Linked DNA regions of Mus musculus: region 1 is linked to region 2. Evidence: chromatin loops called from intact Hi-C (ENCODE). Cell type or tissue: heart. All regions are shown on one strand. Each heading gives the region's core, and the rest is flanking DNA. Links, peaks and the distances in the headings are about the cores only. Region 1 overlaps Prune2 (prune homolog 2). Region 2 holds the start of Gcnt1 (glucosaminyl (N-acetyl) transferase 1, core 2).

Region 1 (15,882 bases), core at 3,528-11,527, 130 kb after region 2:
ACCCCTCTTAAACTGCACTGGTTAACAAGGGCTCAGAGTTGTGAACCTGCTCTCCATCCATACAGTTCAAGATAATCTCTTGTGGGCTTCTAGGAAATCAACTGAAAGATTTCAGCACTGAGAAAGATGTTCACAACACAAGATGTCCATACTGTCTCTCTATAGGTGGGTGATAGATAGGAATTTAAGTGTGGGTTTCAAAGGAGCCCATCCAGAAAGGTTCTCTAAGCTGAAGGGCAGGCTGCATGATTTTTACCCTCATTGTTGGCATCCTGTTCTCCTGTATTTAGTCGAAATAAGAAGAAAAGAATACAAGGATGTTTTATTTTTATGCTGAGAAAATGGATTACAACAGGAGAGCAGAGACACTCAGCTGGGCAAGGGGCCCGAGCTTGGTTGTGACTTCAGTTGTCTTACTACCCATCTCTGATACTGAGGCTGTCACAGTACTGTCACCTTCTGATTGGAGGTTCAAGTGATAACCCAGGAAGAGTTTGTGCCATTTTGCCTTTTTTTTCTCCTTCTCTGTATTTTTTAATTAAACATGCATCATGCTAACAAAGAACTAAAGCTATTAAAATGTGTTTGTTATTTTTATAGGAAAATTCAGGATAGCCAGTATAGATTTTATTATTTAAAAAGCTATACATATATTTATTTTACACTTATTTGATCATTTAGTTTGTATGTATGTGTGTGGGTGTGGGTGTTGGGGGTTGGGGTGGGGGATGCTCAGACAATAACTTGGAGCAATTGGTTCTCTCCTTCTATGATATGAGTCCTTGGGATCAAATGCATATGGCCAGGCTTACCAACTGAGCAGTCCTAGTATATATATATTTTTGAAAATCACTTTTATGGTAAGAAAGTAATTTTGAACATCAAACATTCAAGTACCTCTTCTAGTTGAAGCTGTGGAGGAATCCTTTCTCCATTAAGTTTTACTAGCTGTAAAGCTATTTATGAATCTAAGAGTATTATGTTGCTCCAATATAAGGAGGCCTGGTGTTTTTGCTGGGGCCCCTGGGCAGGAGGTAACCCTTTCCGGTAACTTTCCAAACAGATGAGATCCACAGCCTGAGCTGTGTGGGTTTGCATTAAACCATCATAGGTGACAACACTTCAGAATAAATCTATCCAGAGAAATGGGTCAACCTGAGAGCAGAGAGAAGTTAAGTTTTGATCCTGGGTTCTTATTAGAATGGGAAGTTTGATTTGATTCAATTTAACTTTTTGGTTGAGTTTCTGCTACTTACTTCCTCAAGGATATTAACTAAATACATGACCTGGGACATTTTCCGTGTCTCCTTAGCTTGAAGACACACCTCCTGTCTATGACCTCTATGACCCTGGGCTTGATCCCTGACCAGAAAGGAGTGGGATGAGCATTTTGTTGTATGTAATATGTGCTAAAGACCAGGTTGTTGAAAAGCATTTGTTTATGGAGAGTGCCTGTGTCTATAGTGCTTACTTTATTTGCCTGGGGCATCTGTATCAGTCATGTTTTTAGGGTTCTTAGGTGAAGATATGTTCTTGACTGGGTACCAAAGGTCTAACCAGCTGGAAGAATATCTGTGGGATGGAGCTAGGGTTGAAATATATTTACTCATGAAATATGTGAACTCATGGGTTTCAATACTTGTAGATGTAGACATATAGACTTTGTGTGTGTGTGTGTGTGTGTGTGTGTGTGTTCTCTAGCTCTGTGTACTCACAGTCCTAGGAGTATTGATTTCCTGCTTAATAGAGAACACAGTCAACTAGAGCTCTGGAGACAAATTGGGAAATTCCCAGGCTGGGCTGTAGATAGTAGCAGTCACATTTAGAATATCTTGTGCCAGAGTAGGGAGTTGTTCCAAGACTCATGAGGACTTATCAATGCACACAGAAGCCACTCTGAAGGAGCCAGATTACAGGGAACAATCGGAGAACCAAAATAAATAGTCCCACTATTTATTTAGTCTGGCAAATAAAGTAAGCTTTTACAAGTTCATAGCAATACATGTAAAATGAAAAGTTTGATGAGCAACTAGGCATATTCAGATCCCCATAACAACAAAGTTTTCCTTAATGATAAGGGACAGAAAAAGATTTTTTTCCAGTTGGAAACCTTCATCAGCATTGCCATAATTAGGTATTCAAAGTGAGCATCTGTAGGGAGTAGTTAGACAATCGTAAGTCAGTTCTGACATCCTACTGCCAAAGACCGAGTAACCTGAATCACACAGCCACAGCCACACCGAGAGACACCAAATGGAACAACTCTCACATTCACAAATGTCAGGGCTGCAGAAGTCATGGAAAGCCAAAGAATCATGCCAGATTGAAGGAGATGAAAGAGGCATAATGACTAAGTATTAATGTGGTCTGGATTCTGTCTTTTTCTATAAAGGACACTTATTGAGACAATGGGTGAAACTTGAACTACACAGGGATTGAACAGCATCATGTTGTAATAATTTCTTTGTAGGCAGAATGGAGACTGGCCAACAGCGAGGAACTCTGTAGGTGACACACTCATAAATGCCTTCTTCCCTTTCCTTCTCCACCATTCCCTTCTTCTTTATCCTTTGCTGCAGGGCATGGAAACTGAGGCCTGTGAAATGTCATATGCTCTGAGTTATAGCCCCATCCCTGTTCTTGCAATGTTTGGGATAATCACTGAACGAAAATAAAAATGAAGGGGCTAGAGAGATGGCTTAGCAGTTAAGAGCACTAGTTACTTTTCCAGAGAACTAGAGTTGGGTTCAAGCATCCATATTACGTGGCTGACAACTGCCTGTGGATCTAGCTCCTCTAACTCCTGAGGATCTGACGCTTCTGGCTTCCTCGGGCATGTGCATTCATACTCACATGCAAACACAGACACTTACACATAATTAAAAATAATAAAATAAATCTTAAACAAATATACAAACAAACAAAAATCTAAAACCAAGAAGCAAATGAGGCAGAAATAAGTTTTGAAGGAGGATGGCAGAAGCTGCGGTAGTGTGGCTGACTTAGGTGCAGTACTGTAGCTTCATATTGCTGTGCTAAAACACCATGAGCAAAAGAAAGGTGGGAGAAAAGGGCTTATTTTATTTTCACTTTCACATCATAGTTCATACTTGAAGGAAGTGAGACGGAAACTCAAGACAGGAACCTGAAGGCAGGAACTGATGCAGAGGCCATGGAGGAGTGCTGCTTACTGGCTTGCTCACCATGGCTTGCTCAACCTGCTTTCTTATACACCCAGGACCACTCAGAGCTAGCAATGACCAGCTATGAAAATGTACCACAGACTTGCCCACAAGCCAACCCCATGGAACATTTTCTCAAATGGAGCTCCCCCTTCTCAAAGGACTACAGCACAAGCCACTACAGTGGCTATCAGAGTTAAAGAAACTTGCTTGTTGTTTGATGGGGCTAGCTAGTAGTAGCTTGGAGATGTGCAGCCTATCACAGAAAAGCGAGGACAGTGAGGAGGTGAAGGTAACAATATTTTTAGTGCTTTATCTGTATTAAGCCCTAACTGGAGCATTTAATTCCAATTTAACTATTATATAAATGTTAAGAATGAAATTTGGATCCATGTTGTAAAAAAAAAATGGACAAAATGAGGCGCTCAGAGGTTAAGCAACTTGTTCTAAGCAATACAAGCTAGCAAGTGAAACCAAAATTTAAGTGTCAGGGTATACAATCTCAAAGACAGTGAGAGGACAGAGAAATGGTACCATTGAGTTAGTGAAGACAGCTTAACCTTTGCCCCCAGACACTGAGAGGGCAAATGATTGTTTGCTGTCGAGATTGAGACCAGGATGTGAATAATTTGGAGAAATGTGTTTGTTGAATTCCTAGGGAAACAGAAGAAAAAGTAACAGAAAAAAAGATGGAGAAATACCTTCACTAACAAGTAAGAAGGAACAAGAGTCCAAGGAATTTGCAAAGGGATTGGAGTATGACAAACAGACTTTTAGGCTGGCTTCAACAATCCCTGCTTCTGGATTTGTGTGTCTTGTGTGACACTCTGCCATTGAGTGGGTTGAATTTATGGACTTGCATAGGATAAGGTAACAGAACGACTAAGAAAATATCACTTTTGTTATAGATGTCATTACCAAAGAGGAGGAGGAAGAGGAAGAGGAGGAGAAGGAAAGGAAAAAAGAAAGAAAAGAGGAAAGAAAGAAAGAAAGAAAGAAAGAAAGAAAGAAAGAGGGAGAGAGACAGACAGAGAGAGAGAGAGAGAGAGAGAGAGAGAGAGAGAGAGAGAGAGAGAGAGCACCTTCCATCTTGGTAGCCTCTGCTCCTTGCTATCTCTCCCTCTTAACAGGCTTTCCACGCTAGACAGGTTAACAAGGCAAACATCTGAGGGCTTCAGCTTACCGGCACTATGAATGCTGTTCTTCGTCCAACAATCCATCAATAAAGTGAAACCTGCCCAAAGCCAGGCTGCCGAGCTTGAAAATGAATTCTGCCTCGGGGAAAGGTTGACCAGGACTTGTTAGATACTCTAGGACAACACCTGTATAGGACCTGTGAAAGAACCCAGCTAAACTGTGCTTCGCTTTCTAACCCTCAGAAGCTGAAATAAGCATGTGTTGCTTCAGGGTGCCAGGTGATAAGACAGACTCTATTTTCAATCTTTAAGGGCTCCGTTGTCGTACATGCATTTGCTAGAATTTATTTATACCTCTCAAATCAATATTCGTGTCACTTCTACCATCATTTATGACGTGTACAGAGTACTGACAAATGCGCATTGCCTAGGACAGGAACTCCAGCTGCGGTAGAACAGGTGGTTATGCCTTGGCTTCCGTGTGCATACTATAAAAGTAGTACGGATGCAGGATACCATCTCCAGCCCTGTGACTTGTCTTGTGGAGAGATGACATGTGCAGTGGAGCATTGCTCTGGCCAGGGAAATATTCAAGCTGTTGGCTATGAGCTCAGTAAAAACATATTAAATAGGTGCTTTTAAACACACACACACACACACACACACACTCACACACACCTGTGTGTTGATCAGTTGATAAAAAATACTACAATCAGAGGCTTCTATCAACCCAGCCCTGTGCTTCTTCAGAGAGCCAACAACAACTTGGCAAAGGCAATCATGAACATGACAGACAACTGGAAAACTCATCTCATCAACTTAAGAGGGAAGAGTTTCAAAAGGATCAAGGCCAAGTGCCCAGGGCTGTATGTTCCTCTCTAGAGAAAAGACTGCAGAAATAGGGGAAAGCAGTCATTTCTGTCAAAACAGTTATATACTTAAAACAATCTATGGTTAAAAATATTATTTGATGGGCGGGAAGAACAGCTCGGCCCTAAGAGCTTTTACTGCACTTGCAAGGAACCTAAGTTTGATTTCCAGCACCCATGCAAATTGGTGCTCATAGCTGCCTGTAACTCCAGTTCCAGGGAGTCCAGTACTTCTTTGGCATCCTTAGTGCACATAGAGGCAGGCAGGCAGGCAGGCAGGCAGACAGACAGATAGACAGACAGGAGGACAAATGCAGGCATGTGAATAAAGATCTTTAAAGATAGTGATTTGGGGGTAACGATGTAGGCGAATCGCTCCATGAAGCAGCTCCCACTCTGTAATATCCAAAGCTGTGCAAGGTTCAATGCTTTGAAGGTCATCAGCTGAACCAAAGACTTCTTGCCTCTCTAGGATGATGAAATTGGGGTGGCTCCTGGCAAGGCTTCTGCACACCGACTCAGCCAACACAGGGAAATGTCTCAGGAGACGACACAAAGGCAAACAGCCCTTTGGAGACACAGTCTGCGTAGGCGCAGCTTTTCCATGACCTCCTCTGAAAGGCCCGGCATTGATGGCTGAAAGTCTAAGTTGTCCTTACTTATAAACTTTAGACTTAATTCCATACAACTCCTTTTTACTTGAATTATTAATTTGGCTTGCCATCCCACCCCTCATCACTCCTAAGAGTGTGCTTGAAAACGCATGGCTTTGCATAATGCCTGCCTTTGTTAAGCATGTGTGTTTGAGGAATTTTTTTTTCTTTCCCACCTCTGCCCTGTGACTTGGGTATTCCTCTGAATGCATACCTTGTTGTCCCTCACAGCTGGGCCATACTGAACAGTGTGCTCCCACCTCATTCTACCCAGTTCACCCCCACCCCTCCATTCCCACCACCGTAGGCTACAGCAGCAATATGACCCTAACTGTCCACGTTGTCACAGTCTGGCATTCTTTTGTCTGCGATGATCTCAGCCTTGTCTTTGTTTTTTCCATTCCTTGATCCTAATAGCCACCAGAGCTCATCCTTCGGTCCTGAGTCATTTCTGAGTTATAGGCAGCTGTGAGCCAACTTGCATGGGTGCTGGAAATCAAACTTAGGTTCTTTGCAAGAGCAGTAATAGCTCTTAGGACTGAGCCATTCTTTCAGCCCCTAAAATAACATTTTTAACCATAAATTGTTTTAAGTATATAACTGTTTTGACAGAAATAACTGCTCCCTTTTTGTTCATGTATTTGTTTAGTCAGAGTGCTGTGGCTATTGCTGTGCTAGGTGATGCTGGGGAATGGAACCTAGAGCTTTGTGCATGCATACTAGGTAAGCACGCTTCCAGCTGAGCTACTATAACCCTAGCTGCTGCTGCTGCTGCTGCTGCTGCTGCTGCTTCTTCTTCTTCTTCTTCTTCTTCTTCTTCTTCTTCTTCTTCTTCTTCTTCTTCTTCTTCTTCTTCTTCTTCTTCTTCTTCTTCTTCTTCTCCTTCTCCTCCTTCTCCTCCTCCTCCTCCTTCTTCTTCTTTAAGTATATTTTATTTATTTATTTTCTATGAGTACTTTTTAAAATTTTTTTGTTGGATATTTTCTTTATTTACATTTCAAATGTTATCCCCTTTCCTGGTTTCCCCTCTGAAAAACACCCTCCTCCATCTTCTCCCCCCTCCCCCTGCTCACCAACCCACCCACTCCTGCTTCCTGGCCCTGGCATCCCCCCACACTGGGTAATACAGCCTTCATAGGACAAAGGGCCTCTCCTCCCACTGTTGTCCCACTAGGCCATCCTCTGCTGCATATGCAGCTGGATCCATGAGTCCCACCATGTGTGCTCTTTGGTTGGTGGTTTAGTCCCAGGGAGCTCTGGGGGTAATGGCTAGGTCATATTGTTGTTCCTCCTATGGGGTTGTAAACCCCTTCAGCTCCTTGGGTACTTTCTCTAGCTCCTTCATTGGGAACCCTATGCTCAGTTCAATGGATGGCTGTGAGCATCCACTTCTGTATTTGTCAGACACTGGCAGAGCCTCTCAGGAGACAGCTATATCCAGGCTCCTGTCAGCAAGCACTTGTTGGCATCAACAACAGTGTCTGGATTTGGTGATTGTAAATGGGATGGCTCCCCAGGTGAGTCTTATTTAGTTAAAAACAATTACAGTGATGGTTTCTAACTCTGTTTTTGCCTAAAGGCTATGAAAGTTCAACAAAGACTCCAGAAAACAAAAAGGGAAACAAAGACAGTTGAGGTTAAAATGACACCCTCCTGTGTGTATGTGTATGTGTGTGCGTGCACGCACGTGTGCATGTGTGCATGTGCATATGTGTATGTGTGTATGTTCCTGTGTGTATGTGCATGTATGCGTATGTATGTGCACGTGTGTGCATGTGTGAATGGGTGTGTATATGTGTGTGTATGTGCATATGTATGTATGTGTGTGCTCACACGCATGTGTGTGTTTTGCTGGGGATTAGACACAGAACCTTGCTCATTCCAAGTGCGTGTTTCACCACGGAACTCTACCCCCTCTTCCCCAGCCCTTAGTATGCTTTACTTTAAAAATAAATATGTCACGAATAGGCAAGTGACAGAAAAAGTCACAATCAAGTAACCACGAAATGAGGGGACAGTTCCAAAGAGTAAATGGTCCATTTTAAAAGTACAGTGCAAAAGCCTCCAAGACATGAAAGGTAGAATTAGACAGAAAACAATAGGGTTTCGATGGCCAGGCAAGTCAAATGCACACTGCTTTTGCCTGTGGCAAGTGGCCAGCATATCATGTTCCTGCTAAGGGAAGCCACAGAGAGTTTCACTGAGTTGAAAGAGGAAACCACAATGTGTGGAATCTATTTTTATTTCTGAATTACACAGTAAGGGTATAGCAATACATTGTGTTCTTAACATATTTTCATATTTTTAAACCATACTATCCAGATAGAATTTATTTCTTTACCAAAACTCGTCTAATATATACTTTATTCTGAGCAATCCGATACACGTAGAAAACTCTTTAGATATAGAAAAGGTTAAGTTTGTGCACACCTAGATATTCCTAAAGTAGCAGACCACTGGGGCATAGTGATAAGACAAGGGTTGTGCAGAACCATGAAGGGACTCTCAAAGTTACATCCTAAGGATGTGTGCTAGGGAGGGTGGCCTCTTTGCTCATCAGTATGCCCTAGGGAGGAACCTTATATAACACTGTATGGCTTCAATAGGAACTTTGGGGTCTTCCTCCACCCCCAGTTGTTCTCACTCTTCAACAACTACCTTCTGTGAAGGTTTTTGTTTCAGCCTTAGTCAAAATCCAGCTAAGTACTAGCTGGAACTCAGAGTGAACACCACTCCTGCCTCAATGACCCCTCGGTGTTCCCTTAACTACAAATCTACAGGAAAAAGTGCAAAGCAGGTCCTGGCAGTCCAGACCAAAGCAAGAATGCCCAGGGTGCAGGCGCTACAGCTGAGCGACGTGAGAGTTACATCTACCTGTTTATGGGCTATTTTCCCAGAATTCCCTAGAAGCCTATTCATTTGATGAGCATGATAGCTTTTCTCTAGCACATGCAATTAAAGTAACTTGTTTTTTGAAGATAGTAAGATAACATGTGCTTAAATATTGTAATGGTATTACAGCCCATAGGATTTTCCAAATATCATTGACGTGAAACTGCTCACATTAAATTTACTTTGCCATGCCACACGAGTGAGTCATTTTCCATACACAGACTCAGAGAAAGTGTGAATGGTGTGCCTGTTTGCCTGTTGCCATGTCTGGTTGGTTATGAAAAGAGTCCCATGTCTACAGATCTGCTGAGCCAAACTCTGCAGTTCTCACAACAACATAAGTTTAACATGGCTAGGGGAAATGTGAAATTCATCTTCCAGAATGGAATATAAAGGAGTTAATATGTTAAGCAGGTGAGCGAATCAGGATATTGGGTAACTATATTCCTATCACCATGATGTTTGAGGTGGGCTTCCAAAGGGCAGGGCAGGCTGTGGGAGCCTAGATGATTCTGAGGTTTTTCTATCGAATTAGCAAAAAAAAAAAAAAAAAAAAAAAAAAAAAAAAAAAAAGAGAGAGAGAGAGAAGGGAGATTGAAAAAAAGACAAAGGTAAAAAAAACTAAGTTGAACAGGATCAACAGGTGAAAGTAAATAATGGAGCTTTATGAAGGGAAGGGAACCGACCGGCTCACGTATATTGTGTGAGCTTGTACGGAAGACAGATTGGAAACAGACATGAAGCAGATAAAGTCAGAAGACCTCTGGCACCTGGGCTAAGAAGCCTCCCTGTTGAGGAGACTTCTTCAGGGCTCAGAGTGTCTGCAGCTCTCCTACAAAGCCACCAGGCAGGGCCTGTCTTGCCAGCTGCTTGGTAACGGATGACTTTGAAGAGTGAGTGAGTCTAAAGAGTTTTCGGACATTTTCAGTTTGAGTCTAGCAATCCCATGCTTTAAGAGAGCCACACTTTTGTGAGAAAGACCCATCGCTTTTCTCAGTAGGCCACAGGTGATGTTTCACTGTCTGTAAATGTCGAAATTTTCTTTACAAGTCCAGATATGATGGTGCAAGCCTATAATAATACCTGCACTTGGGAGGCTAAGGCAGGCGGATTGCCACAACTTTGAGGCTGACTTGGTCTACATAGTGAGTTCTAGGCCAATTTGGGCTACATGGTGAGATCCTGCCTTGAAAGAAAATAAAAATGTTTTTGACAAAACCAAATGAGATTACAACCACCTCTGTGTACTCAGTTGGGGAAAGCATTTAAATAAATACTCAGAGCAGGGAGACCAGGGAGGGAATGGATATTTGGTCTCGTAGGGGTCAGCACACTTTGTTTTTTCTCCTGTAAAGATAGTGTTCTGGCTTTGTGAAGAACTGTCTGTTGTCACTGTTCAGTTCTGGTGGAGAATGAGTAAAAGAAGCTTCAGACAGTTAAGTGGTAATTTTTGTTTTCAACTGTAAGTGTGGAAGCCACCTTCTCTTGCTTTGGAGCCTTAGCCTCCTCGGTACAGCTTGCCAACCTCTGCTGGAGATCCACAGACTGGAAATTGCCGTAACAATTTAGGGGCATATAAAAAACAAGAAATGAGCTATTTCATAAAGGCTAGTATATACTTGTATTTAATTTTAAACTTCCTCAAGCAGATTGCTTTTGCAATGCATCTGAGTGTTAATTTTGGACGATTCGATGTTACCCAGTGATTTCTCAGTGGGCCACCTTGGAGTTGGACGAAGTGTAAAGGTTGGAGCCTGTTCTGTGGCCTGAAGCATAGCTCGTCTTAAGTTTCACAAGATGCAGTTCTTCAAAGCTCACTAGAAGATGATGTTGTAAAAGAGCAATTTACATGCAGAAATATAAAGTAAAGCTTGCATGGGTTAGAAAGCCCGGGTCCTTTTGAAAAACTGAAAGATGTGGACAGGAAGGGGGCAGATGCCTTAGCTGATGAGGATTTTATATCTGTCTGTCTGTCCTATTCAAGTTCAGCATTTCATAGAGTTCCAGAAAGCCATGTTCCTGGGACAAGGCAAGCCCTGTGCATCCTGAATCTAGAAGGAAGCTCTGTAGGGATTCAGTCAGTCTACAGAAACATATCCACATCTGTCTAACAGCAGAACTAGGCTATGCTTTTGGTAAAAACCAGTCTAAGGAACCAAGTCCCACTGCACCGAAGATTAGCATAATAGTAAAAATGGAAGGTCCATAAAACTAAACGGAAGGTTTAGTTGCTAAGGTTCAACTAAAATCATTGAGGCACGTAATTGGCAAAATAGGAAAAGACACAACATTTCATAGGATATGTTAACAGTAAACAAATTCTCTTTTCCTTGAAAGTTTCCAATGGCACCAGGTGGTGCAAAGTGGAGATGTCACCATCCCTGTTGCTTCCAGGTAGGTACGTCCCAGCAAAATCACCAAGCAGAAAGGGAGTCCTCCTCCAGCAGGCCAGCTACGGCTTCTCCTTCAGCTTCATGTCAATGCTGGGTTGAGGGGATTGGGGTGGGGAGAGAAAACACACCAATGAGGAAGAGTCAATTCAGGTGTCACTTGTTTGTATCTTTCTTCAAATAATTTGAAGAAATTGCCTAAGCTTTTTAAGCTGGAAAACAATCAGACAGTTGTTAAGGTTTTCTAGAAAATATTGACTATGGAGGCTGAAGGGATGGCCCCACGGTTAAGATCACTGGCTGCTCTTCCAGAGGACCTGGCTTTGATTCCCAGAACCCACATGGAAATCTACAACTGTCTATTTATTTATTTTTGAAAATGTATTTATTTATTTATTTTATGTATATGAGTAAACCGTAGCTCTCTTCAGACACACCAGAAGAGGGCATCGGATGCCCATTACAGATGGTTGTGAGCCACCATGTGGTTGCTGGGAGTTGAACTCAGGACCTCTGGAAGAGCAGTCAGTGCTCTTAACCACTGAGCCATTTCTCCAGCCCTTGACAACGACTTATCACTTGGGAAATTTGATACTGTCTGCTAGCCTCTGTAGGCATCAGGCATGCACACAGTGCACAGACATACATGCAAGCAAAAGACCCACATGCATATCAACAAATAGGGAAATAGATATATATTTTAAAAATAAACATATTGGTGCTGTTTCGTTTTTACAAAATTGCTTCTGAAAGCATTTTATACCTTTTCAAAAGGACCCAGGGATGAACAGCTCATGTTAAGTCTCAAAGTGAAATCAGATAAAGAATGTTACTGTGTCTTCCTATCTTGAGTGACCATTTTTCTTTCTTGTGATAGTCAGTTTTTGGCATCTACTTGGCTGAAGAGATGGTATGGCATGCTTCTGGGTGTGTCTGTGAAGTTGGCTGCCATGGAGTCTGGCCTAGGTGGTGAAGACCCATCTTTAATGAGTAGCAGTGTCTACCAGACTGGGTGCTGGATGGAACAGAAAACAGAAGAAGCCAGACAGAGCCTGTTGTCCGCTCACACTACCCCTTCCTGGCCAGAAGTCTTTTCCCCTGCAGGTTCTTGTGGACCTCAGACTCTAGGTTCTTCTGCCTTTGAACAAGGGCTCATTCCAGGAGCCTTCTAGAGAGCCTTCATCCCTGACTTGGGTCTGTGAACTGTCTCTGGGGTATCCGAGCCGCAAACTGCATTCTTGGCTCTTTCAGCTCCTCTCTAACATGGAATTAACATCATCTTGGATACACACACAGATACACAGGGAGAGAGCTAGAGCCACTGAACAGTTGGAGAGAGGACTCCAGTCATGATGCAAAGAGGAGCCAGTAGTGTGAAAGCAGCCTGTCAGGAAGTCTGGATTTCCATCTGCCCTTCTGACATATTAGTCCTCCTGGGGTGGACTTTCCTGTGGCCCATGTGACAAGCAAGTCCCTTCTAGTAGCTTTTCAGACAAAGCCATATGTATATTAGAGCTCCTGTTGGTCTAGGGTGCACAAGTGAAGTGTTTTTCCTTTGGAATTCCCTCAGCAACCACAGCAGTGTGTATCTGTGCTCACTTGCCCTCATGACCCACATCCGACAAGTTCCCATGTCTGGAATGTATCCCACGGAGATAGGTGGGCACAGCCTTTGTCACCTCTAGGAAGGAGTGGATCCACCCTGGCAATAATGAGAGTTTGAAGAGGCTCCTGTGACAGATATAATGAGGGACAGTTCAAAGGCGACCAGACACAGGGGTAACTTAGTTATTTCTTATGCCTTCAAGGATCTGACTCACTACCTGCAGGTCTTCAGTTGGGTGATGTCTTCTTTCATCTCCTGGACTCCATTATCTGTATTTAACATACTTTTACAAAACAGGACTTTAAAGAATGCATGTGGTTCTAGGGTGTTCTATGATGTACTCAGAAGTCAGTGCTAGGTCTGAGTTGGTAAGGGCTATCTAGGCCTTTGACAATACCCGATCCGTCACACCAGAATACACATCTCAACACTTTTTTTTTTTGTTGTTGTTGTTCATTTGGGGGTGGGGGAAGAGCGTGAAATCATTACTTTTTTTTTTTTTTTTTTTTGGTAACCAAATAGCTGAAAGACTAAAACCTGTTTACCTAGAGTAGAGAAAGAGAGCAACTGTGGACAACTTCCTGATAAACTGGTACAGGAAACCACTTTGCAGATTGCTTTTAAGACAACAGTTACCTTGTGGGGTTAATGAAGGCACTGATAATGCTTCTCATTCGTTTTCACCACATAGAACAATTGACCATCTCATTAAAAAATACATTACAAATAGAGACAGTCCTGCTTTAACCTTGTGGTATGGATGAATAAAACCCAACCCTAAAGTAAGGTAAAAAGCACTGAAGGTCATTTCCTATCAGTGTCCCTTTTAAGAATGACACTGAAGATCACTTCTGACCAGAACTGAAAGTACGTGGGGAATTCCTCCTGCCTGGGAAGATGAACTTAACTGACCACAACTGATTTGGCCCTGCGCAGAGTGACCTACCGTTCAGTGACAGGCTGGTCTCATTTCTTGCATGCACTAAAGGAGGTTCCTTACAAGACAAGTGGCAGTCCTGTTTAATAGCAGTTAAAAACACTTGTGTTTTATGGAGGAGGAGTGGTGAGGCAGGCAGAATGTTCCTTCTATCTGTAGAGAATGGGAGGCCACGACAGGACCCTTACATCTCCCTTCATTCTTAGCTGGACAGAGCTCCCTTGAAAGGGCCTATGCCCAATTTGCAGTTCATCCATTCAGTCCCAGCTGCAGGTGTAAAATGCTTCCATGTAGGTGGGATTCGTCCATCTCCCCAGAAGCCCAGAGAAGGTTAACAAAGCTAAGGCAAGCATGCAAGCAAGCAAAGAAATACAGGTCTGGAGGTCAAGCGAGAGAATTCTTGCCCACTCTAGTTCCTTGGATCTCTTCCTGCTGCTTAGAGAGATGATATGCCTGGTAGGTGCTCAGGAAAGACAGGGATGAAAAGGGAAACTTGTAGGGGATATGTTCTCCTAAGAATGGGAAATAACATCAGCAGTTGGCAGCTCCCTCCCTCCCACCCAGCTCTGCAAGGAGCCCACACAGGAATAGATGCATCACCCTGTACACCAACCCAAAATCCCTCTCACCAATAGAGAACAGACAAACAAGGCAGGCAGAGGAGTGGGTAAGCCCCAAGATGTAGCAGCAACAGGCCAATGAGGAGAAAGCTGAACTGTGAGTGTTGTTTGTGTTCAAGGGGCATTGCTTCTCAATGGGAAGGAACGCCCTGTATTTGAAAGATAGATTATGGTAGAATGAGGGGCTGAGATATGTTTGCTTTGCAAAAAAAAAAATATCTTTGCTTAAAGCAACTGATGCTGTCATCGTCAAAGTTTGGACAAGAGTGACCTTTAGGAAAAAGCTACATGATTCAGAATGTCCCCGTACAACATTCATCCTGTCCTTTGTTCCTTTTTGAAAGTTGGGACTCAGTGTTTTGTTCTCCCTAAAGTTCCTTTAAGCTGTAAGGTCAACAAGGCAGCTGCAGGCACCGTGTTGATTTTCCAACTTCTCGTTGGACCCAGAGGAGACAGTGACAATGGAAATAAGTTTAAGTTGATCTTTGGTTGTCTTTCTTGGTCCCTGGCAACAAGGATAATCCTAATTCAAGTCAAATTAGGATCTGCTTGCTGGACATCCCAACAGACATGGCCAATCTCATGTGAGCAATTTCTGTCCTTTGTTAGATGAGAAGCAGCAACCATTTCCTCACAGTCTACCCCTCTGATTTGAAAGCCAACAACACGGAATCTGCAAGGTCAAGATTCAAACCCCACCTTGCCCCACCCCTCTTGAAGGCTGCAAAACATTGGCTAGTCACATGTTTTATCTAAAGTTCCTTTTTCTCTTCTGTAAAATGTACCTCATAAGATTATTCTAGGATGAATATCAAATACTGAGTATGACTTCTTACAGAGTCTGACACAGGCTAAGATCTCTATGCATGTTCAATTTCTATTTTTTACAGGACAGCAATATCCAACTATATAATTTCAGAAGTCCTAGGCAGGCTCAACTGCCTCTTAGAATTTGCAAAGCCAAGATATTTCCCCACTAGTCACTAAATATTAAATTCACATGGAAAGTTTAGCTTTCTAACTGGTGGATGATGTAATTCTGAAAGCCAGTTTGCCTTCCTCTTGCCCCAGTGTTCGTACAACTGGCCCAAAAATTCCTTTGCTCATTTTTGGATTGAAACAGTGGAATATCGGGTAAAGCTTTGGTTGTCATTTGTGGCGATCACTAAGACAACAGTAGCTGGCAAATGTCTCTGTCAATTTGTTATTTCAGGATCAGAGCCCATGAAAGCTGAACATCTGGTCAAGTTTACCCAGTCCTGGATGCATCAGTGTCCTTTGAACCCAGCCATACAGTACTACATGTAAGCACATAGCTGTGATTGATGGCAAGTTCTTACTCCTTTTCCATAGAAGACATTTCTGGATCATTGTAAAGGCAGCTAGTTCTGAGTGCAGGGGAGAAGAAACAAACAGACAGACAGACAGGAAGTAGTTAACATTCTCTCGTTCTTACCGACATGTCAGCATCTCTGGCTGGAGCATTTGAAACTGTTTAATCTGGTACCATTTTCTACTCCTACAATACCAAATCTATACCAGAACAAATGATATTACTAACAAATGATGCTATTTTAGCATCAGGTCTGAGATATTG
Region 2 (15,882 bases), core at 3,799-11,798:
AGGGTCAATTAGAAGGCAGTAAGGGGACTGAAATAAGTGGCTAATAAGGGGACTAATAGACTAATATAATTTGAATCCATGCCTGCAAGGTTCCAACTCTGAAGCTCAAAAAGTTCTCTTCAGTCAGTCACTTGTAAAATCTTTAACATGGGTGTAGTTGTGCTGGGAGCTTTATCCCTCATGGGCAATGATATATACCATGACTTCTTTTACTGTTTCTTCCTTTCTGTCCAAGGCCATTCACCACTTAACATCTCAGAAGCTGTTAGAGGACTGCCTGGGCAAGCTAGGGTGTCTTATCAACTAGTTAGGATGTTATAGTCTCCTGAGGGTTCTTCAGGTATTGTTCCTATAAATGCATTGAACCTTCTGTTGAAGGTGGATCACCATGTGTCTTAAAAGTATCTATAAATGGCTAAGATCAAAAATTCAGGTGACAGCAGATGCTGGCGAGGATGTGGAGAAAGAGGAACACTCCTCCATTGTTGGTGGGATTGCAGGCTTGTACAACCACTCTGGAAATCAGTCTGGCGGTTCCTCAGAAAATTGGACATTGTACTACCGGAGGATCCACCAATACCTCTCCTGGGCATATATCCAGAAGATGTCCCAACCGGTAAGAAGGACACATGCTCCACTATGTTCATAGCAGCCTTATTTATAATAGCCAGAAGCTGGAAAGAACCCAGATGCCCCTCAACAGAGGAATGGATACAGAAAATGTGGTACATTTACACAATGGAGTACTACTCAGCTATTAAAAAGAATGAATTTATGAAATTCCTAGGCAAATGGATGGACCTGGAGGGCATCATCCTGAGTGAGGTAACACATTCACAAAGGAACTCACACAATATGTACTCACTGATAAGTGGATATTAGCCCATAACCTAGGATACCCAAGATATAAGATACAATTTGCTAAACACATGAAACTCAAGAAGAATGAAGACTGAAGTGTGGACACTATGCCCCTCCTTAGAATTGGGAACAAAACACCCATGGAAGGAGTTACACAGACAAAGTTTGGAGCTGAGACGAAAGGATGGACCATCTAGAGACTGCCATATCCAGGGATCCACCCCATAATCAGCTTCCAAACGCTGACACCATTGCATACACTAGTAAGATTTTGTTGAAAGGACCCAGATGTAGCTGTCTCTTGTGAGACTATGCCGGGGCCTAGCAAACACAGAAGTGGATGCTCACAGTCAGCTATTGGATGGATCACAGGGCTCCCAATGGAGGAGCTAGAGAAAGTACCCAAGGAGCTAAAGGGATCTGCAACCCTATCGGAGGAACAACAATATGAACTAACCAGTACCCCGGAGCTCTTGACTCTAGCTGCATATGTATCAAAAGATGGCCTAGTCGGCCATCACTGGAAAGAGAGGCCCATTGGACACGCAAACTGTATATGCCCCAGTACAGGGGAACGCCATGGCCAAAAAAATGGGAATGGGTGGGTAGGGAAGTGGGGGGGAGGGTATGGGGGGCTTTTGGGATAGCATTGGAAATGTAATTGAGGAAAATATGTAATAAAAAATATTTTTTTAAAAAAGTATCTATAAATAAAACATGAAGAGTAATATAAGATATCTAAGACCCAGAAATGGTTGCACACACTTCCAATCTCAGCACCCAGGAAGCCAAAGGCTAGGGACTTGTAGGCCTTAAATAACTTGAGCTACATAATGAGCTCAAAGCCAGCTGGGAATAGGGCGAAGAAGACCTGTTCTTTTTAAAAAACCAAACCAAACCAAACCAAACCAAGCCAAGCCAAGCCAAGCCAAGCCAAGCCAAGCCAAGCCAAGCCAAGCCAAACAAAACAAAACAAAACAAAACAAAACAAAACAAAACAAGGAACTTTAGTTTTTGTGTGCACAAGGCAAAGAGCAGGTCTAATAAGAAATTCTCCCTAAGAACTCCTTGATTGTGGACTTCTAGCCTGGAGAATTCTAAGGAAGCTATGAGCAGCCGTGATAGCTGGGGCTGGAATCCCAGCACTGCGGTGGTCTGAGACAGAAAGGCCTTGAGGCCTACCCTGAAAATCCCAGACCAGCTTGGCTACACAGAGAAACCCTGTCTTAGGAAAGAGCAGGCTGAGGATTTGCCTCAGCAGCAGAACACTTGTGCAGCACGCACAGTTTCTGAATTCCATCTTCAGCAGGTACAACAAGAGAAGAGTGAGAAAATAAGTTCCTGCTGTACAGGCCATGGAATCTGAGGTGAAACTCAAAGAGCAGATGAAAGACACACACTTAGGTGCATCCTCTAGCAGGTTCAAGAAGCCCAATTAAGCCTGAGAATATACAGCTCACAATTTCGTTGGTTTGCTTGTTTGTTTTCAGGATCTTGTTCTTTAGGCTAGGCTATGTAGCATAGGCTGACCTCAAACTCAAACTGCTCTCTCTCCCTCTTCTAAAATGCTAGTACCAGAGGCATGAGCTACCAGGGCATAGCTCATGGTTTCTATAGCTACAGACTTCCCTGTAGCATACCTTTACAACCTATAAACATTAAACACATTATTAACAGATCAAAATGATGTATTCTCCCAGTATCATAAAAACAAGAGGCAAAAATTCTTTTATATAAACAGCTACCCTCTGTTATTCTACCTGACCTAAAAACACTCTATGGAGTTGTTAACGAGTATCCATTAATTAAACTGATTTTGTATAATTCTGGGAATGGGGATTTGTTTTTGTTCTTGTTTGTTAAAAAAAAATTTACTTAATTTTTAAAAAGTTTTATGTCTATGAGTGCTCTGTCTACATGTACACCTGCATTCCAGAAGAGGTCATCAGATCCCAGTGTTGTGAGCCACCATGTGGTTGCTGGGGATTGAACTCAGGATCCCTGGAAGAGCAGACAGTGCTATTAACAGCTGAGCCATCTCTCCAGCCCTATTGTTTCTTTTTGTTGTAATGGGTGCTAGAGAAAGTACTATAAGCCCTCAGCATCCCTCCCTCCCAAACTCCCAAGTTTTAAAGATAACTAGGGACCTTAGATATCATCAAGTTGATGCATTTCAAAATGTACCTACTATTCAGACAAAGCTCACGGACATAGTTACTCTGTTATATTTAACACATTTATATTTCCACAATATTTTCTATCAACTTTTCACATCCTTTTCTCTCTGCTACTGTGATGTGTGACTAGATGCTTGAATTCTTGCCTTGAATTCATTCAGCAAGGGGCTGCAGCCGGGACACATAAGACAAGTCAATCCTTTCTTCCCTTGCGTTGCTTTTTATCAGTGCTTTGTCACAGCACCAGAAGTGAAAGGAGAACTCCAAGGCTAGATCTTGTGATCAGGGTTGTGGGTTGGAAAGCTTGGGGAGGGAGCAGAGGCATGTAGAGGGTGGAAACAAAGGAAGACAGATCAGAGAATGCAGGCAGTTAGATAAGGTGAGGGAGCTGCTTGCTTGTGTAATGGGGTTGTGGGGCATACTTCAACTGTAATTTCTGGAGTGTTTGGTAAGACTGGGTAGAAAAGAATGTTTAAGAAAAAGCTAAAAACTCTTAATCCAGAGGTGGTAGCTCATACCTCTAATCCTAAATTTGGGAAGCAGAACCGACCAGATCTCTCTCTTGAGTTCAAAGTCCAGTCTGGTCTACAAATCGAGTTTGAGGACAACTAGGTCTACACAGAGAAGCCCAGTCACAAACACATACTCTTAAGAACTCTTTCTCCTTTCTTTGTTCTCTGTCTCTTTGATCTAGGAGCCATAAACAAAGCTAGAAAGGACACTGTCCCAAGGACTGGCTTTAGCCGTTGGTAAGACTGGACGGGAGACTAAGAAGAGGTTTTCTTCCTGGGGAGCTGGAAGAGGCTCTGTTAGGGGCTCTTACAGGCTTTATCCTGCATTTCAATACTTCCTTAGCCTGAGGGTGGATGATTCATCCAAAGGGTTGGAAGAGAGCTCAGACTATCGCAGTTTGACTAGTTTAGTGAGTAGGGGTATAGGAATGAACTCATCATTTGTGAGATAAGAATGGGAATGTAAGGTCTGCGTGAGGCCTCATCCGTAAGCAAAGAGGTTACCTATTGGTCTTACCTAAGTCCCTTGAGGACCAGTTAATCTCTGCAAGAGGTGATTTTTTAAATCTTCACCACCTTCCAGGAGGGCAGTGATGGATCAGGTTCACGTTGCTCTAGAGGAAAGCACACTGGGGAAACAACAGAATGCTCCAGAGTAGGGCTGTCAGAGAGTGCCAAGACTTGAGTTACTTTATTTTACACAGAACAATTTTGACCTAAGTCATTCCATTGTGATCATAAATGCCAAGGTAGAATGACTACATCTTGTTTATACAAGCACCCAGCTGCCATCTGCCAGTGCACCAGGAGCCGAAATCTGTTAAATAATTTATCTGTGCTGATAAATAATTACACATGAGAATATGTCGATTCATATCAGAAACTTCAGACAGACAAGCGTCTCAATCACATCAGATGTATCCCTCACCTGAGATGGTAAAGGGTGGGCCTTAAGACGGAGATATAGCAAGCACGCTGACATCACCTGGTCACTTGTGAGCTTTATCTAGGAAAACCGCCACAGCAAAGGAACTCTGTTCATTGGTGGTCTCTAGTTAAAGCCTGGTTTCTCCTGTGTGACCAACCCAGGGTGGCACACAAAAGCTTCTGCCGGCAGATCTGCAGGCATTTGACAACCATGCGCCTGTGTCCTGCCTTGCAAAACTTAAATGCTCCTCTGCAAAAAAATGTCCACGCGTATCTATCCGCTCTTTGCCTTTGCCTTCAAACACAGCTTGTCTGATTCAGGCTTAGTCAACACTGCCTGTCTGATTCAGGCTTCGCCATACACAACTTTGCGATGCGTCATGCGCGGACGTGTAAGATTAAACTGTAAAACAAAGGTTAGGTTTAAAAGTGAATGTTACATGGCAAAGCTGAGGGACGCTTAGGAAGGTAACTATGAGGGGTTGCAGCTGGCTATGAGCTAGTCAAGCTGACTGAAAAGAGGAAGGACTGAGCTCTTGGGGTGGGGTTAGGGGCTTGGGGATGCGGAAATGAAGTTGGTTTTTTCTGTAGGTTCTTGTGGTGGCCAGCAGGGAGCCCTACCCCCAACCCCCAGCCTCAAGAAGTAGTCTGCAAGGCACTGCTACTCTTTCTGCTAATATTTCTCAACACATTCTTGCATCTGAGGCATATAATTAAAACAGACTGAATTATAGATAAGGGCAGTTTCTAAGAAGGCTTTTTACTTCCTTCCGAATGGAAAGCACTGCAAGCTGCCTCACGCATGGGCAAGAGGAAGAGAAATGGTCGACTAGGAGTCACAGGTCCAGATGCCAGGCAGCCCTGAGCTACCGCTCTCCGCTAGATCTGCCCTTCGCACTGGAGGATGCTCTTGTTTTCTTGCCTGCTGAAATAAGCCTCAATTCCTGGCTTGCCCTGCTTGCATCCTGCTGTGAATTCTTCCGGAGCAGAAGTTAGAGATGGAGTGCAAGAAGAGACGCATCTCCCCACCCATGACTTCAGTAATATTAGTAATTAAGTTTGGCGCAAAAGAAGTTATGATTGCCGATGGTTGGCGGATACCAAGCAAAATCAGGAATAAATAGAGAATTAAAGCCAATGAAGTGGACTTCGGGAGTTGAATTTATATCCTTCTAATACACGATGACATGGGAAAAAAAAAGGCAAACACGTCTGTGTCTCTGACATAGCTCACTGACGAGTGTATTATATATACTACAGTTCTCTGATGATATTTATAAAAGGTTTTACGGGGGGCCAGGAAATGGTTCATCGGTTAAGAGCACTGACCCACTGCTCACCAAGGTGTTGTGCAATAGTTACTTTCCTCTGAGATTGAAGCATTCCATCCTGCAGGGAAGCTCCTTAAACTGGAAAGTAAACAACTCAAAATTTCTGCAGGAAGTCCCTCAGACTGAGCAAATTCACTAGGTGTCTCTCCTTGCCATACTCAGCAATAGAAGCTGAATGCTCTTCTCAAAGGAAGCCGAGCTGCCAAGACCCTTGAGTCTCGGACCAGCTGCCTGGAGGAGGTTTAAACCAACCTAGGTACATAGAAGGACACTCTCCATCCTGTTGAGCTGCCTACAGGCTGTGCCGTGTGCTCCAGGGTCCCAGCTTCTGTGAGCTGTATGCACTGTGTGTGTCTGGTATACGTGGAAGCTAGAAGAGGGTACTAGATCCTCTGAAACTGGAGTTTCAGGTGATTATGAGCTGCCATGTGGGTGCTAGAAACCAACCCCAAATCCTCTGCAAGAGGAACAAGTACTCTCCAGCCTTAGACTTATTCTAAAAGCTGACAATGCACATTAAAGTTAGAAGGTCAGAGGCTGACTCAGTGGTGTAGCTCAAATAATCAAAGCATTTGCTTAACATGCCTAAGTCCCTGGTTTCCATTACAGTACCCAACTGAAACCAAACAAACAGAAAACAACACAACGGAAAAGGAAGAGGTGTGTGTGTGTGTGTGTGTGTGTGTGTGTGTGATTCTTATAGATATTGACAGCTCAAAACACACTTAAACTACATAGGATAAACCTCTGCAGGGCAGATTAGTCCAGAAAGGATGGGGGAGACAGCTCTTTCTCATGAAAACAAATGACAGGCTGACGTTCAGATGTCACATCCTGACATTCCGTGTGCATGACAAAATAAATCATAAACCTCATGTGGGAAAGGGCTCATGTCCTTTCTCTGTTCTAGACCTAACACATAATCCACTATAAAAGGAGCTGGAAGTGTGGCTGGTCTTCTAGATGATCCCAGTTCAATTTCTACCACCCGCAGGGAGACTCACAGCCATCTGTAACTCCAGTTTGAGAGGACCAATGGCCTCAGAGGGCACTGTATGCATGTGATGAACATACAGACACACAACACATCCATGCACATAAAATAATAATGGAATTAAACTTAGAATGCATTATAACATTACTTTTCTGCATAAAATTAGAGCAAGAGAGCGAAAACTGTCACTGGAGGGGAAATCTCTTAAGGAAAGGGTCGAGGTTGAAGGAAGGAATCATTAACTCCCAGTTCATTGTTTCTGCAGGTGGCCAGAGCTGATGTTGCTTTCCCCTGGAAGACTCCAGGGAAAGGGGGAGGGGCAGGGAACAGGGACAAGGCAAACAAAGCAATCTTCCAAGAGTCAACCCCTAGAATAGAAGAGAGGAAGGGGCCAAGCTTAGCAGAAAGGACACATGGGGCTGGAGTTGGCATGAACTGGGGTGTTATTGTTCCACTCAGTAGACACCACTATCTCCTGTTCTGTTCTGTTGCGGGCAGTCCTTGGGGCAACCTCTTCAGATCTACAGCCCAAGAGGGTGAATTTCACAGATTGGTGCTTCCAAGACAGCTCAGCCTTGCTTTCTACACTCCCACGGATAATGTCTTCTATCCTTGAGGGGCACTAAGCATGCTCACCTGAGACCCACATGCTTGCAAACTTGTAGTTTCTCTAATCTGTATATTTGTGTATTGTTTACTATGTAAAGCATAACGTGTAAAGTGAGTTAGTACTACGAATTAAAGTGCGAAAGAGGAACCAGCTTTCAAGTAAAATCAGGATTACTTGGCAAGCTGCAACCAAAAAACTGACATTGCTTGTGAATATATTGGTTATTCAATAAATTCTGACATTCTGGTAACACAAAATGAGATACAAGGTTTATCTAGAAAATGATAAGGCATGGGCGACTCTAAAGTTGATGCAGTATAAACACGTTGGGCATTTTAACTTTTTACTTATTTTTAAGATCAGACAGGACAACAGTTGGCACATTTCCTGCTTCAGAGGAAGAAGACATAAAAGTTCTTAAAAGATCCCATCCAGGTAGCTTGTCCTTGGCCCAGAGAACCAAGAATTCTTAGGAAGCAAGAGGAAGTTTGGATTCTAGTTTTCTTCCCGGACAACTGCAACTCCCAGAGGGCGCCCTCACCTCGAGCGGTGGCCGCAGGTGGGCGAAGTGGAACCGGGGGCGTGGTCTTAAGGGTGGGCCTGGGGGCGTGGTCTCGAGGGTGGGTCCTAGGGCGTGGCGCTGGCTCGGAGGTCTGGAGCGCAGAAGGCTGAGCGCGCCAGTATCCGCTTGGCGAGCCGATCCAGCACTGTTTCGTGCGCCCTGCAGGCACAGGCTCCAGGTAACCTAGGCTGGGCCAGCGGTGGGGTTGCCCGGCAGAGTTGGACAGCACCGAACCGGATCTAACGGGCGGGACGGGCTGCACCAAGGAGGCAGTGGTGCTGGAGCAGGGAGAGGGCGCTTGGTTCGGGAACCCGGCTAGGATGGAGCAGGAGTCCTCTTAGCACTCTCCTTCCGGTCCTTCGGTGGGACGCGGATACACACGTGGCATCTAGAAGTCACTTTCTGACCACTCTTTCCCGGACTGGTGCAATGAGTGAGGGCTTAGAAATCAGGGTTGGTTGCAGGCATGAAAAGTAGAGACGAACGGTGTCTTGGGCGCCAAAGACTTAAACTTCGTAAGGCCACAGGCCAGTGTAGAGACGTTTGTGACTCCCTGTTAGAGCGCCGACCGAGAAGCCGACGCTGGGGCAGAGAATGACTACTTTAGGGTGATTGCAAACAGACTGGCCAGTTTGGGGTCCAAGCAGTCGCCGCTCTTCCTCTTGCCTTGGGCTGCAGGTCTGTTACAAAAACGGGTAATTCTTCTTAGACATGTTAGTTCTTTAGTTTTTGCTTTTTCTTGGGTTATTACTTTTTCTTTTCTTTTTTTTTTCTGCCTTCCTCCCTCCCTCCTTCATTCCTTCTCTCTTTCATGTGGCTTCGAACTCAAAGAGATCTTCCTGCTTCTGTCTACCAAGGTTAAAGATGAGCGCCATCACACCTCAAGAGTGAGAAGAAGTCCATCTCATGCGCATAGCTGCTCCCAGTCTTAGTTCTTTCAGTGCAGAATAAAAAAATGCAACCCCTTTCCCCGTGCAACTGTGGAGGATCCTCCAGTGGAGGATCCGAGCTTGGCTCTGCAAAAAAAAACAAGTGTCAGCTTGGTGTGTACTCTTTATCTTTCCTTTTCGCTGCAGAAGAGAACTGCTTTGTTACAAATAATGGAGCTAGAGGCAAACTGGTAGGTAGGAGGTAGTGTTCAGAGAGAGCACTGGTGCGTTGACTTGAGAAGGAGGGTGGGTGGGGCTGTGACCTGAATTTGGTGAGTGGTGGTGGGGGAGCAATATGATTTCTTCCTCTGGCCTGCTGCCCCTATTTAGAGCTGTTCTGAAAGGCGGGTTTGTCTTCTGGAAAGGAAGAGGAGGGGTAGACAGTTTTGTTTTGTTTTGTTTTGTTTTAAAGATCAGAGTAAATTATCTGTTAGTAGACAGGGACCCCTCTGCAGAGGATTGGAAGAAGGTTTCAGTTCTGGAAAGATGGAAAGCTACAGGTATCTCTGCTTTCCTTTTTCCTTCCTTCTTCCTTCTTTCCTTCCTTCCATCTTCCTTTCTTTTTCAGGTTTTAAAGGGAGGAAATCTAGCTTTCTTAGCAATGGCTAATTAGGAAATTAGGTGGTAGGAAAAAAAGTTAGTACTGTTGGAAAGTCTTTCCTGAATGTCAGAGGCAGTTTTCTGTTAGTTGGTTGGAGACAGGTTCTCACTGTGCAGCTCAGGCTGTCATCAGAGTCTGGATCGGCTTCCTGAGTGCTGGAATTTCAGGCATATGTAGCACACCTGCTGTTTGCTACGGACTGTGTAGTATTTCAGCTGCACTGAGTAATGCAGCCTTGTGTATGGACAGATAAGGATCCCTGGGTCTATTTTTAGTATTCATATTAACAAATGAGCAATGTGCTTACAGTTCTCGGTCAGGACGTCAAATACCCAACTCTGCTGGAAAGGGTGTTTGTTCCTAGGTGACTGTTGTAAATCAGGTGTGGTATATTCTTGTGGGGACTATATTCTTAGCTTTGATGATGGAGGTTTGGTTTGATACTGTCAGGTTTCCCTTGGAGACAAATATCATGTGTGTTTATAGCACTGCTGACAGTTTTGACCAAATAGATTTTATTTTTGTGATGGGGTCTGTTCAACCTGCAACTCACTATGAAGCTCAGAGTGACTGTGAACTTCTAATCTGTCTGCACCCACTTCCCAGGAGCTAGAATTGTAGGCGAGCGCCACCAACCCCCTTATATGGTATTGGGGACCAAACCCTGAGCTTTATTCCTGGCAGGCAAGTACTGTACACAGCACACTGTAGCCCTAGCCCTTGGCCAGATGGTTTTTGTGACAGGAGACTGTTGTGTACGTTACAGGACTTTTACCAGCATTCCTGTACCCACTGGGTGCTCCAACCCCCCCACCCCCCCACGCCAGTGACAATAAACTCACATGGCTCCAGACATTGCCAAGGATTTCCCTATGGAGCAAAGTAGGCCTCTGAGAATTGAAGTTGGTCTACATAGAAAATGCTCTAAGTATCAATGGACTATTGGTTAAGTACTTCCTACCAACGAGTAGAGAAGCTATCAGTAAATTAAAATGCCTTGAAATATAAGTCTTTTTTTTTAATTACAAAGTGCAGAGAGTTATTATCCCCTGTAAATGGCTTCTGTACCCTGCCAAGTTTTACCACCACAGAAATTTCAGGTGTTTATGCCATTGTAAAACTTGATAAGAGTCTAGCATTAGAAACTCAAAGCTGGAGAAGGAACACGAAGGGACCGAGAGATGCCTTGGTGGTTAAAAGAGCAGTTGCTGCTCTCACAGAGAATCAGAATTCTGTTTCCTGAGCCCATGTTGGACGGCTCACAAGTGACGGTAAGTCCCACTTCAAAGGGTCCTATGCACGCCTCAGGCTTCTTTCGTTAGCTGCCCACACGAGCACGTAGTTATATACACACAGACACATGCACCAAAATAAATACATAAATAAATACTTTTAAAAGGAACTATTAAGCTAATTTTGATTTTTTAAAAAAAATATACTCAATGTTTCTCTCAGCTTTTTGAAGTTAGAGAAGTATCGGCTGACCGTGCATATTGAGTAGAGAAAGTTGACAGTCTGAAGTATCAACCCAAAAGAAAACTAAACAAGAATATTCAGTGCACACTTTTTATTCCTAGCTTTCAAGAGGCTGGGCTAGAAGGATGAATGGCTAAAGGTTCCCCTGGGCTACCTAGAGACCCTCCTAAAACAAGCAAACAGGATCAGCTGTGAATAAAGCCATTGTGGTGGCTCAGCAGGAAGAGACGCCTGCTGCCAGCCTGACTGTCTAACTTCAATCCCAGGATCCCATATGGTAGAAGAGAATCAACGTTTAGCCAACAGCATTCTGCTGTGCAGTTCTGTAGTCTGAGAACCCAACAGCTAATGAAGAGGACACCTTAAAATACATGTAGTAACAGATATGGGAAGGTATTGTGACCCCTTTTTAGGCCTTAGATCAATAAGCACAGAGAGGTAAAAGCCTAGCCCAGGCTATGAAAGGTGGATTCTTATCCAGGAATTGGTTGGAGTTGGCTCCTTCAGGAAGTAATTTGTAGAACTCACGACTAGGTACATAATTTGAAAGACTGTTTAAAATGTAAAAAACTTAGGCTGGTGGCAACAGAGTATTTAAGGGCCCCTCTGTGATGGACACACAGGTTGTGTATCAAGAGAAGTTGGCTCCAATAAAGCTCTCTCCATAACTAAATGGAGGATGGTGGCTCTCCCCCAAATGCAATGGCGCTACCACCAAACACTGGAATCTCTTGTTTTTGTTTTTCTCTGTGCCAGGCGGGGAGCAAACCCAGGGCTTTGCTCCACTTAGGCAGGCCCCACTCCTCTGGGCAGCCCCTCATGGAGTTCCTGAGTCATTGGTCTGTAATTTTCCATCCAGTTAGGAAATTCCTAAGAAATCCCCCCAAGATTTGCTTTTCTTTTGTTAATTCAGTAGCCTTCCTTCCTTGGGGTGCTGGGTACCCTCCTTGCTTGTTCAGGCAGGAGTTTACTGAGACAGGTATTGTTGGCTCTGGGTCTATAGCTACCATCATGACACAGTGAATGTTTCTGCATCTGTTCACTGCATCCTTGAGTCTGTTGGCTAGAGAAAGGCAGACAAGCACCCACTTAGTTGCATAGGTTATCCTAATCTTATGTGGTGGTGTTTGTTGAAAAGCACTGGGTGTTGTTTGTTGAGCAAGGGCCCCTTCCATGGTTTAGGGGAGACCTGCAAGATCTCTTTCGCTGCAAGTTGTGTTTGCTATTTAACATATCCAAAAAGTGAACAGGAAGCAACCAGATAAGTAAGGGGATAGGTTTCTAGGAGAAGAGTGTTGTGCTCAAGAGGAAAATGATTGGGATGAAGCCTTTGGGTCATTTGTAGAATCTGGGATGTGATGGTAGGGGTGATACCCACTGCTGGGATCTGGGGTGGGGGGGGGTCAAATGATCATACCACAGCTGGTTTTTTTGTTTTGTTTTTTGGGTTTTTTTTGTTGTTGTTGTTGTTTTGTTTTGTTTTGTTTTTTCGAGACAGGGTTTCTCTGTATAGCCCTGGCTGTCCTGGAACTCACTCTGTAGACCAGGCTGGTCTCGAACTCAGAAATCCTCCTGCCTCTGCCTCCCGAGTGTTGGGATTAAAGGCGTGCACCACCATGCCCGGCTCATACCACAGCTGTGAAGGGCACTGTTTGAGGGGTGGGTACTGCTGGTACTCGTGGCACCCTTGTCGGGCACCAGTGTGAGAAGAGGCTTCAATTCCTCATCCAGACAGCCATGTAGCTCAGCCTGTGCACTCATGTTCAGCCACCCAGGAGGGTAGAGTGGCTGTTAGCAAACAGTGCCACCCAGTGCCCCTACAGTCACCCAATAGTGTGATGGATGAACTATAATAGGCGAGAGAATGAGACTTGGTTTGTGGTTGAAATCAGAAATATAGTGGTGATTAACTAATACTGTTGATGGGGGTCGGGGGGTAGCAAGATGACTCAGACGTTTGCGGTGTGGACATGAGAGTGGGGTGGGTTCGGGTACGGAAAGCAGCATTTATGGTGCTGGAAGCACTGGGGGGGTGGTGGGAGGTAGGTGGAAGGGTTGATGAGGTTGGCACCAGGTTGGGGAGAGAAGTTGATTCCCCTTTGGAGCTGTTTTGCTTGTGAAACAACCAAATGGAGCGGAGAAGCTGGCAACTAGAAAGATCTAGGATGGAAGTGTCTGCAGACCTGAGTATTAAAGCCTCCACAGAGAGGAAGGGTCTTTTCCGGCAGCTATAGACCATTCCCTGTGCTGGGACGCCAGTGTTCATAGGAACCAGGTACACATTCAGGGTAGGCGGAAAACCTGTTGTCTGTGCTTTCTGGGGCTTTGTTTGCTTTTGTTTTTGTTTGGTCTGGTCAGAATTGAGCTGGGAGACATTACATTTGTTTATTTGTTCTGGAAAAGTCTGGTAGATAAAATCTGGCGGATAAGGTATGGGGAAATAGAAGGTGGGGCCAAATTCCAGAGATGATAAGGATGTCGGGGGCAGGGGTGGTCCTGTGATAGGAGAGGGAGGAGGGATGAAGATGTTTTATATCTGGGACTCAAGACTTCATCTCACTTTGCTCGAAAGAAAGAAGCAAGATCGTGAGCTGAGTTTGTTTCTGAAGTAGTGTATTTCTTTCTTGAAAGTGTATTTTTTAAAAACAGCTTCTTCTTTTTTAAAAACTATTAATTTTGCTGTGCCAGGGATTGGATTCATAAAAGACAAGCACTCTTCTACTGAACGGCAGTCCAGCCTGTTGGAGTATTTTCTGGTGCCAAGGTCCATGACTGAGCTCTAGGAAAAACTGTTTGGAATGGTGTTCTCTGCTGTTGAGTTAATTTGTCCCGGGAAGAGGTGAACAGAAACCCTGCTCACTATAGGTGGGGCCCGTGATGGACTACAGGGTCCCACCTCAGTCTGTCTTGATGAGACAGTGGAGATACGGGTGAGGGGTAAGGAATGTAGGTGGGCCGGAGAGTGGCCTCACTCCTTTCTGGACCTAGGGTGTGGTCTCACTCCTTGGAAACTTTCTGGACCAGTCACAGTGTTTTGTTTACACTGAACGTCTTAGCTTCCCCTGCTATCCTGGTGACCTAGGGTTTTTCCGATGTCGTTTTGTAAACAGTGAACCATTTGATATGTTACTTCATATGCCACCAAAATCTTGTCTATGGCCACCGTAAAGACAAGAAGTACCACTCTCCCTTTAGAAGCCCACATCCAATCTGGATATATTGTAGTCTTCCCCCAAGAACCTTTGTGTCTGCCAACTCCTGTTCTTAAATTCCACTAGTGGTCTCTGACAGGACTTTGGGAGCTGCTGTGGCGACCATGTGGAGCTGAGTGAGTGTCTGCCCTGCACTGAGCTCTGCTTCCTACCTTTCAGCCTGTGCTTGGGTGACTAATGTCAGTGACACCTGACATGGGTCTTGGCAATTTTGCCAAGGTGACCAAAGGACTATCTTGAGTGCCATTCATTAGAAACATTACATTTAAAGTTTTTGTTGTTTGTTTTGGATTTTTTGAGACAGGGTTTTTCTGTGTAGCTCTGGCTGCCCTAGTACTCATTCTGAACTCAGAACTCAACTGCTTCTGCTGTATCTGATTCCAGAGTACTGGGATTAAAGGCATATACCACCAATGCCTGGCTACACTTACATTTTTGAGATAGAGTTTGTTATTGACCTAGTGCTTGGTGATAAGGCTAGGTTCGACTTGGCTAGGCTAGCTATTTAAGGAGCCCCAGAGAAGCCCCAGAGATCTGCTTGTCTCTTTCTTTTCAGTGCTGAGATTACAAAAGTGTGTCACTGTGTCTAGCTTCCTCGTCCTTTTGTTCTTTTCCTTAACATGTTTTCTGGGGGTGGAACTCAGGTCTTCATGCTTGTCGAGCAAGTATTATACTGACCCTGACAGAAGCACCCCACCTTGATGCCTCAGGCTTATAATCACAGCAATTAAGCTGGGCTTAGGGAGGAATTAGTGGATCCAAGGAGCTAGCTGGGCAGAATCTGCATACATACTTGAGGTTCAGTGAGATACTATGCCTCCAAAAAAATAAGCAGGGGAGTGACTGACTGAAAGATACCTGATATTGACCTGGTTTCTACATGCACATGTCTGTGTACCCTGCTCATACATGTGAACATGTACACACATAATGATCAGACTGTGAAGAGTGATTGGTACAGTGGGTTATCCTGAAATATATAATATGTATTATATGTAGTATATAATCTTATATATAGTAATATATCTAATGTAATATATGTAATATACTATACTATATTATTATATTACCTCTCATGTATATCATTGTGCTCATAAATGCAATTATTTGTCAATTAAAGTGTATTTATGGGGTGGGTGTATAGCTCAATGGAATACTTGGAATGTGGAAGACCTCAATTTTGATGCCCAGCTCTGCCCAAAAGTAAAATAAAAACTTCCCATGTAAACATGTGGCAAGGCTATAATGACTTAAATGTCAATGTGATATTTTACTCTATCATCCACTCCTTTTGTCACATGGTGGTCACATGCTATTGTTGAGAATCAACCTATGCCATTTTGGTTGTCACATAGTGGTCACATGCTGTTTGTTGCTGAGAATCAGCCTAAGCCATTTTGCTTGCCTGTGTAAGCCCATCGGTGAGTGCGCCTGCTATCCGGGCAGCAGTGAGAGAACAGGTAAAGGTGAACATTGAAAAGCAAGTCTCAGGTCAATGCTGTTACCAGTGTGGGCTCTGATTAAGCCTTCTGTGAAAGGCCAGCTGCAGGATTCAGCTGGAGTCAGGTAGTTAAGAATTTTCTGGAATCGGTCACTGGACCTAAGAATGTGCCTAGGGCACTGTCACACTTGCCAGGATTGCTTGCTTGTCATTGTAAGGGGAATGCAGAACTGGCAGGATGTATGTCTA

Evidence for each region. A loop is a pair of places that touch in the nucleus more often than their neighbours do. Peaks named below come from ENCODE experiments on the same cell type or tissue, not always from the same donor. Only the 100,000 strongest peaks of a DNase experiment are listed, where the experiment ranks them.
Region 1: it touches region 2 in a loop (2.2-fold over the local background); 3 of 42 quality-filtered maps call a loop at or near these places.

Annotation. Positions count from the first base shown.
Region 1 is chr19:17,216,117-17,231,998 of GRCm38, reverse strand. It overlaps Prune2 (prune homolog 2), which reads right to left. Exons shown (of 20, transcript NM_181348.4): 19 at 15,626-15,673; 20 at 8,067-11,215. The coding sequence ends at 11,185. Among named protein-coding and RNA genes, the nearest start is that of Gcnt1, 130 kb to the left of the region's middle. In heart, for the core only: no CTCF peak of the experiment used is centred there; a DNase peak (open chromatin) is centred at 7,998.
Region 2 is chr19:17,348,827-17,364,708 of GRCm38, reverse strand. It overlaps Gcnt1 (glucosaminyl (N-acetyl) transferase 1, core 2), which reads left to right and starts at 8,042. Exons shown (of 3, transcript NM_173442.5): 1 at 8,042-8,152. In heart, for the core only: a CTCF peak has its summit at 7,934; a DNase peak (open chromatin) is centred at 8,038; H3K4me3 peaks cover 2,533 bases; H3K27ac peaks cover 1,572 bases; H3K27me3 peaks cover 1,512 bases.